Regions from separate parts of the Homo sapiens genome. Here region 2 is linked to region 1. The links are chromatin contacts, found by Hi-C or POLR2A ChIA-PET in ENCODE. All regions are on one chromosome and are shown on one strand. Each heading gives the region's core, a stretch centred on a gene start or an enhancer-like site at or near the end of the contact. The rest is flanking DNA. Distances are from core to core; before and after follow the strand shown. Region 1 holds the start of IDI1 (isopentenyl-diphosphate delta isomerase 1). Region 2 holds the start of KLF6 (KLF transcription factor 6).

What was found. Hi-C counts contacts between places; a loop is a spot of excess contacts on that map. ChIA-PET counts read pairs that join two places held with the same protein, here RNA polymerase II (POLR2A). Pooled maps may share reads with other maps.
Region 2: a pooled map shows a loop between it and region 1 (14-fold over the local background). The contact joins the promoter of KLF6 here to the promoter of IDI1 in region 1. A Hi-C loop is called at or near these places in 1 of 37 single-sample maps with no recorded cell type and 7 of 50 pooled maps. POLR2A ChIA-PET finds 5 or more read pairs at or near these places in 2 of 52 experiments (MCF 10A and OCI-LY7).

What each region holds. Positions count from the first base shown.
Region 1 is chr10:1,046,584-1,052,302 of GRCh38, forward strand. IDI1 (isopentenyl-diphosphate delta isomerase 1) reads right to left here and starts at 2,536. Exons shown (of 5, transcript NM_004508.4): 1 at 2,281-2,536. The coding sequence starts at 2,420. RefSeq lists enhancers at 1,783-2,313, 2,314-2,843, 2,535-2,584, 2,844-3,373, 3,045-3,184 and silencers at 2,125-2,214, 2,225-2,444.
Region 2 is chr10:3,781,594-3,787,312 of GRCh38, forward strand. It overlaps KLF6 (KLF transcription factor 6), which reads right to left and starts at 3,616. Exons shown (of 4, transcript NM_001300.6): 1 at 3,320-3,616; 2 at 48-621. The coding sequence starts at 3,421. RefSeq lists enhancers at 1-656, 1,514-1,583, 1,882-2,437, 2,438-2,994, 2,995-3,550 and 1 more, silencers at 3,156-3,755, 4,006-4,285, 4,466-4,525 and a promoter at 3,417-4,354.

The DNA of each region.
Region 1 (5,719 bases), core at 1,286-3,785:
CCACTGTCTACACCACACAGCCCAGCTGCTCCACTGTCTACACCACACAGCCCAGCTGCTCCACTGTCTACACCACACAGCCCAGCTGCTCCACTGTCTACACCACACAGCCCAGCTGCTCCACTGTCTACACCACACAGCCCAGCTGCTCCACTGTCTACACCACACAGCCCAGCTGCTCCACTGTCTACACCACACAGCCCAGCTGCTCCACTGTCTACACCACACAGCCCAGCTGCTCCACTGTCTACACCACACAGCCCAGCTGCTCCACTGTCTGTCTACACCACACAGCCCAGCTGCTCCACTGTCTACACCACACAGCCCAGCTGCTCCACTGTCTACACCACACAGCCCAGCTGCTCCACTGTCTACACCACACAGCCCAGCTGCTCCACTGTCTACACCACACAGCCCAGCTGCTCCACTGTCTACACCACACAGCCCAGCTGCTCCACTGTCTACACCACACAGCCCAGCTGCTCCACTGTCTACACCACACAGCCCAGCTGCTCCACTGTCTACACCACACAGCCCAGCTGCTCCACTGTCTACACCACACAGCCCAGCTGCTCCACTGTCTACACCACACAGCCCAGCTGCTCCACTGTCTACACCACACAGCCCAGCTGCTCCACTGTCTACACCACACAGCCCAGCTGCTCCACTGTCTACACCACACAGCCCAGCTGCTCCACTGTCTACACCACACAGCCCAGCTGCTCCACTGTCTACACCACACAGCCCAGCTGCTCCACTGTCTACACCACACAGCCCAGCTGCTCCACTGTCTACACCACACAGCCCAGCTGCTCCACTGTCTACACCACACAGCCCAGCTGCTCCACTGTCTACACCACACAGCCCAGCTGCTCCACTGTCTACACCACACAGCCCAGCTGCTCCACTGTCTACTGTCTACACCACACAGCCCAGCTGCTCCACTGTCTACACCACACAGCCCAGCTGCTCCACTGTCTGGTCCTTTGTCTACACCACACAGCCCAGCTGCTCCACTGTCTACACCACACAGCCCAGCTGCTCCACCGTCTGTCTACACCACACAGCCCAGCTGCTCCACTGTCTAGGTCTGCGTCAGCGCACTCTGCTTCCACAATGATGAAAGTACCTAACAATGAACTTCTCCAAAGTATCCCTGTTAAGTGATGCGGGCCGAACGTTAAATTATCATCTGTAGATGATCTCTTATAGTATCTAAAACATGTAAATCCTACATAAATAGTTGTGCTGTATTGTTTACAGAATAAGTCTGTATATGTTCAGTACAGATGAAATTTTTTTCCAAATATTTTATAATGTGCAGTTGGTTAAATCCATGGATATGGACCCCAAGGATACAGTAGGCCAACTGTATATTAGGTGATCACTAAGATAGGTTTCGTTACTACATAATTACTAGACTTTTTGACATGACTTTTTTTCCGGGGGGATGGGGCTGGGTCTTGCTATGTCTGTCGCCCAAGCTGGAGTGCAGTGGCGCGATCTCGGCTCACTGCAGCCTTCGACTCCGCCTCCCAAAGTGCTGGGATTAAAGGCGTGCACCACCGCCCAGCTGTAATGACAATTGCTCTTTCAGGATTTTCAGAATTCAGATTTTAAAGCTAAGCTGCATAATCACAAGATAAAATGAATACGTCTATTTATGCGTTTAAAGAATACCATGTAGTAGACGCGGGAACACATCATCCAACCCAAGAAAAAGGTCTAGTTCCATCTATGCGATGCTCCCCATCTCTTCTCCTGCTCCATTCCCAGGAGAAGCGCCTTGAGTGTGTTGCTGTCACCCTCTTGCACGGACGCAGGTGTATGCACCCGCGTCACACGCGTGGACTCGGCACGGGGAGGCCGGTGTCGTCACGCTCGTGTTTCTGACGATGCTGTCTACGCTTGTTTCTGAATTCTCTAAGGGGAGACTCGCAACTCTTAGTCTCCTGCGACTCGGTTTCCAGTTCCACGAGTTCCTAAACCTCAGGTGACTGTGCGCAGACGACGATCTTTTCCGCTGACAAAGAATGGCAACGTCTCTGACGCCCCGACTCACGCCTCCGCCTTCCACGGGGCGCGGGCGCCCACCACAGCCCGGGAAGGCCCGGCCTCCCTCCAGTTCGGGAGACCAACGCCGCCACCCCCAGCTGTCCAGGCCTCCGCGCCGAGACCTCACGGGTGGCTCAGACCTCGGGCCTCCTCCCCGCCCCGTCCCGCAGCTCCCCGATGCCGCCCTGCCCCTGTCTCCCGAACTCCGCCGCCCGTCCACAGTACCTGATCAGCCTCCGGCCACAGACAACCGCCGGTCCCGGATGGCGCCCGCTTTGAGCACAGTCTGCGGCGCGCACCGCCCACTGGCCCCGCCCCCGGGCCGCGCAGCCAATCGCTCGCGCCAGCGCCAGTCCACGCCACATCGCCCGGCCAATTGGCGCCCGTACGCGCTTGACGACACAATCTCGCCAAGCTTCGCCTGGTGGTGCCACCTCCCTGGCCTGTGACAACGGCAGACGCGCGAAGCACCGGGAACCTGAGCCGTGACCGCGGGCTCTGGCGCCTTTAAGGGGGTCAACACGCCCCACCCCCAGTTCCGCAGAGGCAGCGTCCCGCGACTGGGCGGTGCCCGAGACCACAGACGCCGCCAGCCAATCACGCTTTCGATCCTGCCGTGCGAGCCCGAGGCGCTGCGAACGGTGCCTAACGTCAGACGTCTCGAGGCTCGCGTTCCATGGAGGAAGCCCTCCCAATCCGAAAGCGCCCGGGCGCCAAGCCCTGCAGCCGGAAGCTCGGCGTCCCATGGGAGCGACCTCCGCATGGCTGGACCAATGGAAACGGAGGAAAGGCGGGACGTCACTGCTGACTGGCTGGTTGGGCACTCCCCCCCCTCCCCCCCCCCGAGTTCCGCCGCTGGGACTACAGCGTTTGGCTGCACGGGGAGTTCTCGTATGTCTAGAACGATGGCCTTTCTGCGGTGTCTGCGACCGGGACCAAGGCGGAGCAAAGTCGCCGGGGGTGTGGGGTGTTCCACGCTATGTTGGGAGTGTTCGCTTTCGAGGTACATGACTACGTTCTAAATTTTTTTTTTTTGAGACAGTTTCATTCTTGTTGCCCAGGCTTGAGTGCAATGGTGCAGTCTCCGCTCACAGCAACCTCCGCCGCCCGGGTTCAGGCAATTGTCCCGTCTCAGCCTCCCAAGTAGCTGGAATTACAGGCATGCGCCACCACGCCCGGCTTATTTCGTATTTTTAGTAGAGACGGGTTTCCGCATGTTGGTCAGGCTGGTCTGGAACTCCTGACCTCAAGTGATCCACCTGGCTCAGCTTACCGAAGTGCTGAGATTCCGGGTGTGAGCCACCGCGCCTAGCCCTCTAAACTTTTAAATAATCGTGAAATGTATGCGCAGCTGAAGCGAATTCAGCTATTTCCTCTACCTTTTGTGTGGAATTTAAAATACTGAACTTGTGAGATGAACCTGGTGGGCACCAGTTCTCAAACTTCTTGGTCACAGGACGCTTGCACTCTCTTAAAATGTACTGAGGACACCTAAAAGCTTTTGCTCACTGTTGTTTACTACTGCTATTTACTAACATAGAAATTAAACATATTAAAATATTCACTTAAAAAACACACGACACTAACATAAGTTATATTTTTATTAAAAATCTTTTCCAGACAAAAAACAGACTTTGATTTTGTTTTATGTGTTGACAGATCTCTTTCATGTCTGGCTTCACACAGATAAGAAAATCTGGCCTCCCGCATGCGCAGCAAGTCCTCACTGCTGTCAGTGCGTTCTTGGGAATCAGGACTTTTAAGTGAAACAACGTATAGCAAAACCAATTTTACCAGAGGCTAAAAAATAAGGATTAAGTTCCTAAAGCATACTTCTGGCCAAGGAAAAAAAAAATCACTAAGCTTCTAAAGGCCAAAGTATTCTAATATTAAACATTGAAATAAATGTGAGCTATACATACATTTAAGAAAGATGAATAAAAAGATAATTATTACTTAATTATTCCAGTTCTGGGTCATGTGTAGCTGAAGCCTGTTTCAGTAGCTCAGGGCACAAAGAGGGAACCAGCCCTGGACAGGACGCCATTCCATCACAGGGCCACTCACACACCCACACTCAGACTGGGACAGTGAAGACACACCAGTTCACCTCACGTGCACACCTCTGGGATGTGGCAAGAACTGCAGCACCCAGAGAAAACCTATGCAGGTGTGGCGAGAACACGTAAACACCACAAAGACAGTGCCCCTGGCTGGGAGTCTTTTTCTCATCAATGTTACAAAGAAATGAATGAGCACCTGCTGTATGCAGTTTGAAAATTGAGAAGTATTTTTTAATAGCCTTTTCAAATTATCTTGGTTATTCTTTTTCGATACTACTACCCCAAAACACGAGTGGTGGATTTTCCAATTACTATTTGGAATTTGAAACCACTTCAATGGACATTTTGTACTTGTTACATTAAAACTCATTATTTTTGACTGTACCTCGAATGCCTATTTTCCTGTGCGTGATGTTGAAATGTCATGCATTGGTCATTTGGAAAATACTGATTTACTGAATTAAACAGATCTTCCAAATGCTAAAACATTTCATTATTCAATATCAATCACATTGTTAATATCACTAGTAATCTCATCAGAAAAGTTTTTAAGTATTGGGAAGCTAAAGTATTGTAGCACTGGCTTCCACATAAAGTCACCAAGTTCTTGATGGTTTTAAGTTTGTTTTTTATTTGAATTTTTGCATGAAAATTCCAACATTATTGGCAACAAGTACTGAGAATTATGTTCCTTGAAGTGGCACGAACATATTTATTTTCACGAAAATGTCTGCCAAATATCTAGGTTTGAATACCTCAGTTTATCTGTCAGTTCTTTCCAGTAAAAGCGGTATTTCATGAAAAAAGCAGCTAGTTAGTTCAGCTTACAACTCAAACGTTCCCACAAGTTCTTTTCCTGGAGACAACAATCATAATTCAGCATGTAGCAGAAGTGCTTTATGTGCATTTCCCATTTTGTTATAGAGAATATTAGATGAGTACTGAATGGTCGAGATGATTAAAGTTAATATTTTTTACTGCTAACCATCAGCTGAGCCTTCAATGAGTCATAATCTTTTTGCTGGTGGAGGGTTTTGCCTCAATGTTGATGGCTGTTGATCAAGGTGGTGCTTGAAAGTTGGGGTGGCTGTTGCAGTTTCTTAAAATAAGACAATAATGAAATTTGTCACGTTGATTGACAATTCTTTTCATGAAAGATTTTTTTTAAACCACAGGAAAACTTTTTTTTGAGACAGAGTCTCGTTCTTTCGCCCAGGCTGAAGTGCAGTGGTGCGATCTTGGCTCACTGTAACCTCCACCTCCTGGGTTCAAGCAATTCTCCTACCTCAGCCTCATGAGTAGCTGGCACTATGGGCGTGTGCCACCATGCCCGGCTAATTTTTGTATTATTAGTAGAGCTTGGGTTTCACCATGTTGGCCAGGCTGGTCTTGAACTCCTGACCTTGTGATCTGCCCACCTTGGCCTCTCAAAATGCTGGGATTATAGGCATGAGCCACCGCACCCGGCCAGGAAAACTTCCAAAGTTAGAGTCAATCCTCTCAAACCCTGCTGCTACTTCATAAACTAAGTCTATGGAGTATTCTGAATCCTTTGTTATCATTTCAACAGTGTTCACATCTTCACCAGGATTAGGTTCCAT
Region 2 (5,719 bases), core at 2,366-4,865, 2.7 Mb after region 1:
GTGGCGCCCACCAGCGGCCGCCCTCCGGGGCCCGCGTGGGCACTGACCTGTGTGCGTCCGCTGGTGTGCTTTCAAGTGGGAGCTTTTGGTGTAAACTTTCCTGCAGCCGTTAAAGTGGCACCGGTGCACCCTCCTCCTGCCGTCGGGGGAGGCATCGCCATTTCCCTTGTCACCTGGCTTCCCCGAAGTCCCGCTGCGCACCTTCCCTGGCGAGGGCAGCTCCCCGGGCACGCAACCCCACAGTTGAGAAGGTTCCCTGCTCAGTTCCGGAGAAGATGGAGGCGTGGAGGTGACAGAGGAGCTCAATTTTCCCGAGCTGACCAAAACTTCGCCAATGGGGTCGGAGGTAAACTTGGCCGTGGGAGAAAGTTCCTCGGAGCTGTCAGAGGATTCGCTGCTGACATCTGAGTTCAGGCTGTTGGTCTCTAAGTTGTAACAAAAGCTCGGGCTGATGAGAGTGTCCTCTGGAGGACTGGAAGATATCTTCAGTTCGGATTCCTCCTTTTTCTCCCGAGCCAGAATGATTTTGGTCCACAGATCTTCCTGGCTGTCAAATTTGATTTCTGAGGCTGAAACATAGCAGGGCTCGCTCTGGAGGTAACGTTCCAGCTCTAGGCAGGTCTGTGCAAAATGAACCAGAGAAGGCACGTGATTGCCATGACGACCAAAAGTAAAAGCAAAAGCAATTTCCAAAAACATGCAAGAATGAAGGACAGATAACATTGCTGCCCGGTCACTACAGGGGCAAAACCTTTTGTAATTAAGCATCCGTGTCCTTACGGAAGTTAGAGGAAATCTGTTTCTAGAATGGTAAGAATTCAGAGGAAAAGTCGGAGGGTGAAACCTCTCCTGGCTTTCCCAATGTTGGGCCAAGGGCCACAATGAGTGATGATCACTAAGCCGGTTTTTTTGTTGTAGTTACCAGTGTTGATGTTTCTCATGAAACCAGAGGAAGAGAACCGGCCCCATACACATACTCCTCCCCAACAGGTTCAACCAGATTATCTGACATTGTCAAGAACCATGTGTTTTAAGGAAAGCCCCAGCCATCCACCCTTCACACTCCACAGATACCCACACAGGACAGAAAGACTGCACGGCACACAGCGTGTTCTGAGGGACCCCCTTGGGGACACGGCTGACAACACAGGGCCACACTCGGGGGAGAGGAGACAGCAGCTGTCTGTATTCAGGGGCATCGAATGGAGCTGCAGAAAAACCACCCATTTCCTGTGTAGCCCAGACCGCCTATGTTTTCACAGAATGCCGTTCCCAAGTGCAGGCCCTTGCATGACACAGAACTTTAATTACTTCTACAGTGGTCAGAGAAAAACAAGGAACTTCAACAACAGGAGTGCAGAAATAATTCCAGCATGGCCATCTGCTATTGTGAAGGGTGCAAGGGGAAATTACTCCACGGCCCTGCTGGGAGTCCCACAATGAACAAGAACTTTATCTACTGGCCAAGAGTACAACTGCATGAGTCATCACTCTGATTTCTTTCACGCAATGCCAAAGGAGACTTCCTTTTGAAATTCTCATCAGCAGCCAAATAAGGACCCAGCTCAAATGGACATGCAGTGTGGCATGGACAGTACCCCTTCCCCAGCCCCGCAACCAACCTTTCAAGAAGCTACAACTGCCGAGATCAGCATCCCCTCTCCCCACCATTTCAAACTTTCTAGCCACTGGAAAAGAAAAATGGTAGGAAACATTTTAGGATTAAATTATGTCTGCCCTGATTTTCACGAGGATCAGCTGCCTGCATGTCCATATAAGGTTGTCTATACTACTGGCAATTCTACAGATTTCAGTTTCTACACCAAACGGCTCTGGTGAGCACGTCATTTTTCCGGGCAGGGACCTTCCTGAGCGCAGCCTACCCCAGGGGCTCAGGCTGACTTAGCAGTGTGCCTCTCTCCTGCCACAGGCAATCCCTCCCCCTCCCCAGGCTCGCACACAGCCGGTGGGAGCAAGCACACGGGAGAATCATGCTTTCCCCTTTCCCCCGAAACCAGGCGTCTGAGTTACAATGCACACTACAGCGTTCTGAAGAGAGGCAGCAGCGATGTATTTTATTGATTTAACAAAGAAAAAAGAAAAGCACATTTATGGAGATCTTGTTAAACTTTAATAATCCGGCCAATTTAAAATCTCCATTACGCTGATGAGCACCCGGGACCTGAACGAAGCTCTCGGAGAGTTTAAAAGCCTCCAAAGGCGACCAAGAGCCAGGTCTGGCCGTTTGCCCAAATCCCAAACGCCCGAAGGAAACTACTTAGATCAATTTCAATCACGTCCTAGGGAGCAGCTTCTTTGAGGAGGAAAAAAACAGGAGGGGGAGGGGGAAAAGGCAGGAGAGGACTGTGAACAATTAAGCAGGCGTGTGAAGGTTGCAACACCCTGCATTTCATCTTCCTTAAAGCTTTCGAGGCTTGGAAACCCACAGCCTCTATTTGATCTGGCAATTCACTTTGTGACGAAAAACAAACAGCACAGCAGGGCAGGGAGACAACAGTAAACCCTCCTGCGATCGCTGGAGAGACAATGGGAGGAGTGTCAGTCTCTCTCCCCTCGGGCGATGCTACCTATAAGCACGGGGACCTGGTAAGTTTCTTAAATTTCCAATGCCCCCAAATTCCAGTTCTACGACAATGTCGGAAACCGAGGTCCTTCTTTCCAAACTAAGACTTGAAGCAGTTTGGACGGGCTCATTGTCACAAGACTGACAAGTCACTGGGGTGTACACAGTTTTATTTTTATTTTTCTTGGTCAACAAGAGAAGCAGGGAAGACAAATAAGGCAGATCTAGGGGAAATGTTAGGCATTCCAAAGAGCAGAAAACACATTGGAAATGGTCTACAGTTTAAAAAAGACAAAAATAAAAGAGAGCTGGTCTACGTTCTGGGGGCAAAATGTGATTTTTTTAAAAAACTGTTAAGTACAAGCACCAAGAAACAAAACAAAAACAAAATCCGTTAAAAAAAAACAACAAAAAACAAACAAACAAAAAAAAAACACCTTGGCAGGCAGAGCAAGTTGGTCCCCATGACAAGCTCCAGCTGTGGCGTCTGGAGCGGGGACAGGCTCCGAACTCGTGCCAGGGGCTCGGCCGGGCTGTGCCGGGAGTTGGGGCTTCCCTGGGCGGACGCTGATCGCAGCCTGGAGGATCGATCGGCGGGGGCGCTGCGCCCGCTCCCCCGGTGACAGCGCGGGGCCCAGGCCCAGCGGACCGCAGAGAGCACCGGGTCTGAACCCCAAACAGCCGACCCGGCCCGCGCCCCGGCGCCCGCAGGGAACCGCGGCCGGCTGCGTTTACCTGTTGCCAGTACTCCTCCAGAGACGGCAGCGCCGAGAAGTAGCCGGTCTCGTGCACGATCTGGAGCTCCTGGAAGATGCTGCACATGGGGAGCACGTCCATGTCGGGCCGGGTTGGACGGAGCCCGCGGTCGCGAGGGCGGCGAGGCGCGCGGTGGGAGCCGGAGCCGAAAGTCTCCCCGGAGCGCAGGTGAAAGTTTCATGCAAACTCCAGGCTCGCAGAGACGCCCGGCCGGACCCTCCCGCAGCCCGCAGCGCGCGGAGCCCACACAATATTTGCAAACACCGGACTGACTGCAAACGTAACCCCTGCAAAACTTCCCTATTCAAAGCTCCGCTGCCAGCCTCCCCCTCCGCCCCCGCCTGGCTCCCCCCACTCCCCCTCCCCCCACGTGACTCGCCCCGCGCCCGCCCCGTGCGCGGCCCAATCCCGTGGCTCCCGGCCCGGGGGCTGCGCGCCGATGATGTCAGCTCCGGCCAATCGCAGGCGGCGACACACAGCGGCCCCGCCTGGCGTGACCGAGACTCTCCATCACGGCCCGCACCATTGGCTCAATTCGAACTCTGCTCGTTCTGATTGGAAAGTGGCCTCGCAGGCTATTTTTAGCAGGGTATATAAGGCGCGGGCGGCCGCGCGCCGGAGGAGTCCGCGCTGTGAGGTGCGCGGCCGAGCCCTGCACTGCGCCCGCGGCCGGAGCTAAGGGAGCCGGGGCTGGGAGAGCCGGGGCGGGCCGCGTCGCCTGTCCCCAGTCCCGGTCTCTCTTCCCCGCTGCCCGGTCCCGCCACCCCACGCCCGTCCCGGTCACCAAGCCGGGCCCTGTCGCCGCGCGAGCCCCGGTTCCGGCAGCTCACCCTGCGGGCGGCCGTCCGGTCCCGGGGCCGCCCGGTTCCCCCCCGTCCCCTTCTATGCCCGAGGCCGCCCCGTCCCCAACTGTCCCCTTCTACGCCGGGGGCTTCCCGGTCGCCAACTGTCCCCTTCTATGCCCGGGGCCGCCCCGTCCCCAACTGTCCTCTTCTGCGCCGCTCTGTTTCCCTACATCCCCCTAGTCATCCTCTGTTCTCTAACCTTGGGGTACCCCTCTCTGTCCTCCTCCACCTCCGGGTCCCTCTCTGTCCCCCTCCATCCCTGAGCCCGTCTCCGTCCCCCTCCAGTCCTAGGGTCCCCTCTGTCCTCCGGGCCACCAGAGTGGGGGAGGGGAGCACGCAGGCTCCCCTTGGAATTGGGAGAAACGTGTTTATCTTGTAGAGGGCGATCTTAGCCCTCACCAAGGTTAACAGCTAGGTTTTCCCATGAACGTGTAAACAATTTAGGTGCAAGCCGACATTTAGTGTGTGTGTTTTTTTCCATATAAATTATCTCCTAAAATATACCGTAATGTTCATTTTTAAGAAAAATGTCGAGACTCGAACCAGAGCATTTTAAAATCCAAAATGGAAAACTGAATTGTAACTGTATTATAGTTTTTGTTTCAAAATAGTTTAATGAACATTAAACATTTTGAAAGAATGGACTATGTAAAAAAAAATTAGAGGGTTTTGTATGTTAAGTTTTAGAGGGTCCGGCAGAAGCATGTGGCTGTAAGACTAGGTGGGGACCTTAGTGAGTCTGGAGTGGAGAAAGGAGGTTTGTCTTGTACCTGCGGTATGTGGGCGGTGAAGGTTATGCAGAGTGAATTGACAGTGTTCTTGGCTCGTGTTCATCACATTTACCCCAGCAACTGAGAGCCAGGACCAGCCCTTCTTGGGGACCTGCACCTTAACTCTGTTTCCAGGAATGCAAATGGCTTTGTTTTGAACCATCCACAGATTTGCCCAAGCGCCCATTGACCGGGGCCCAGTGACTGGCAGCCGAGAGCATCTGGGCAGCCGTTGTGTTGGGGGCAGGGTTCTCTCAGTAATTAGCGCTTGTGACCTTGGCCCCGCTAGTTCCTAAGTAAGCAGGAGTGTGGAGCAAGTCCCCCGCTGAGGGCCAGGCACGCTGGATCAGGGGGAGCCCGAGATGAAGGGGGAAGGCTCTGTCTGGGCCAGGGAGGACAGGACGGCTGTCTTTGCAAGGCGTGTGGGCGTCCTGGTGAGGGTGTCCCATTTTATCTTTGGGACAATTAATTATTGTCTTAATGTTTTTTAATAAATCCACATTCCTATAGAACTTAAATTCATCCTTGTCTCTTAACATGCTTTGCCCGGCACTATGAAGATTATATAGTTTATTTTTACAAGAGGGAACCTGATTAGTCATAATGCAGATACAGTACAATGGCCATTGTCATTTTCAGAAAAAAAAAAGATTTGAAAACAGGGTACATATGAACACTAAATTTCAAATAGAATAGATCCTATGGCATCCTGCTGCGCTCATTGACCATTGAACACACATTACTCACACCCTATGAATGGCCAG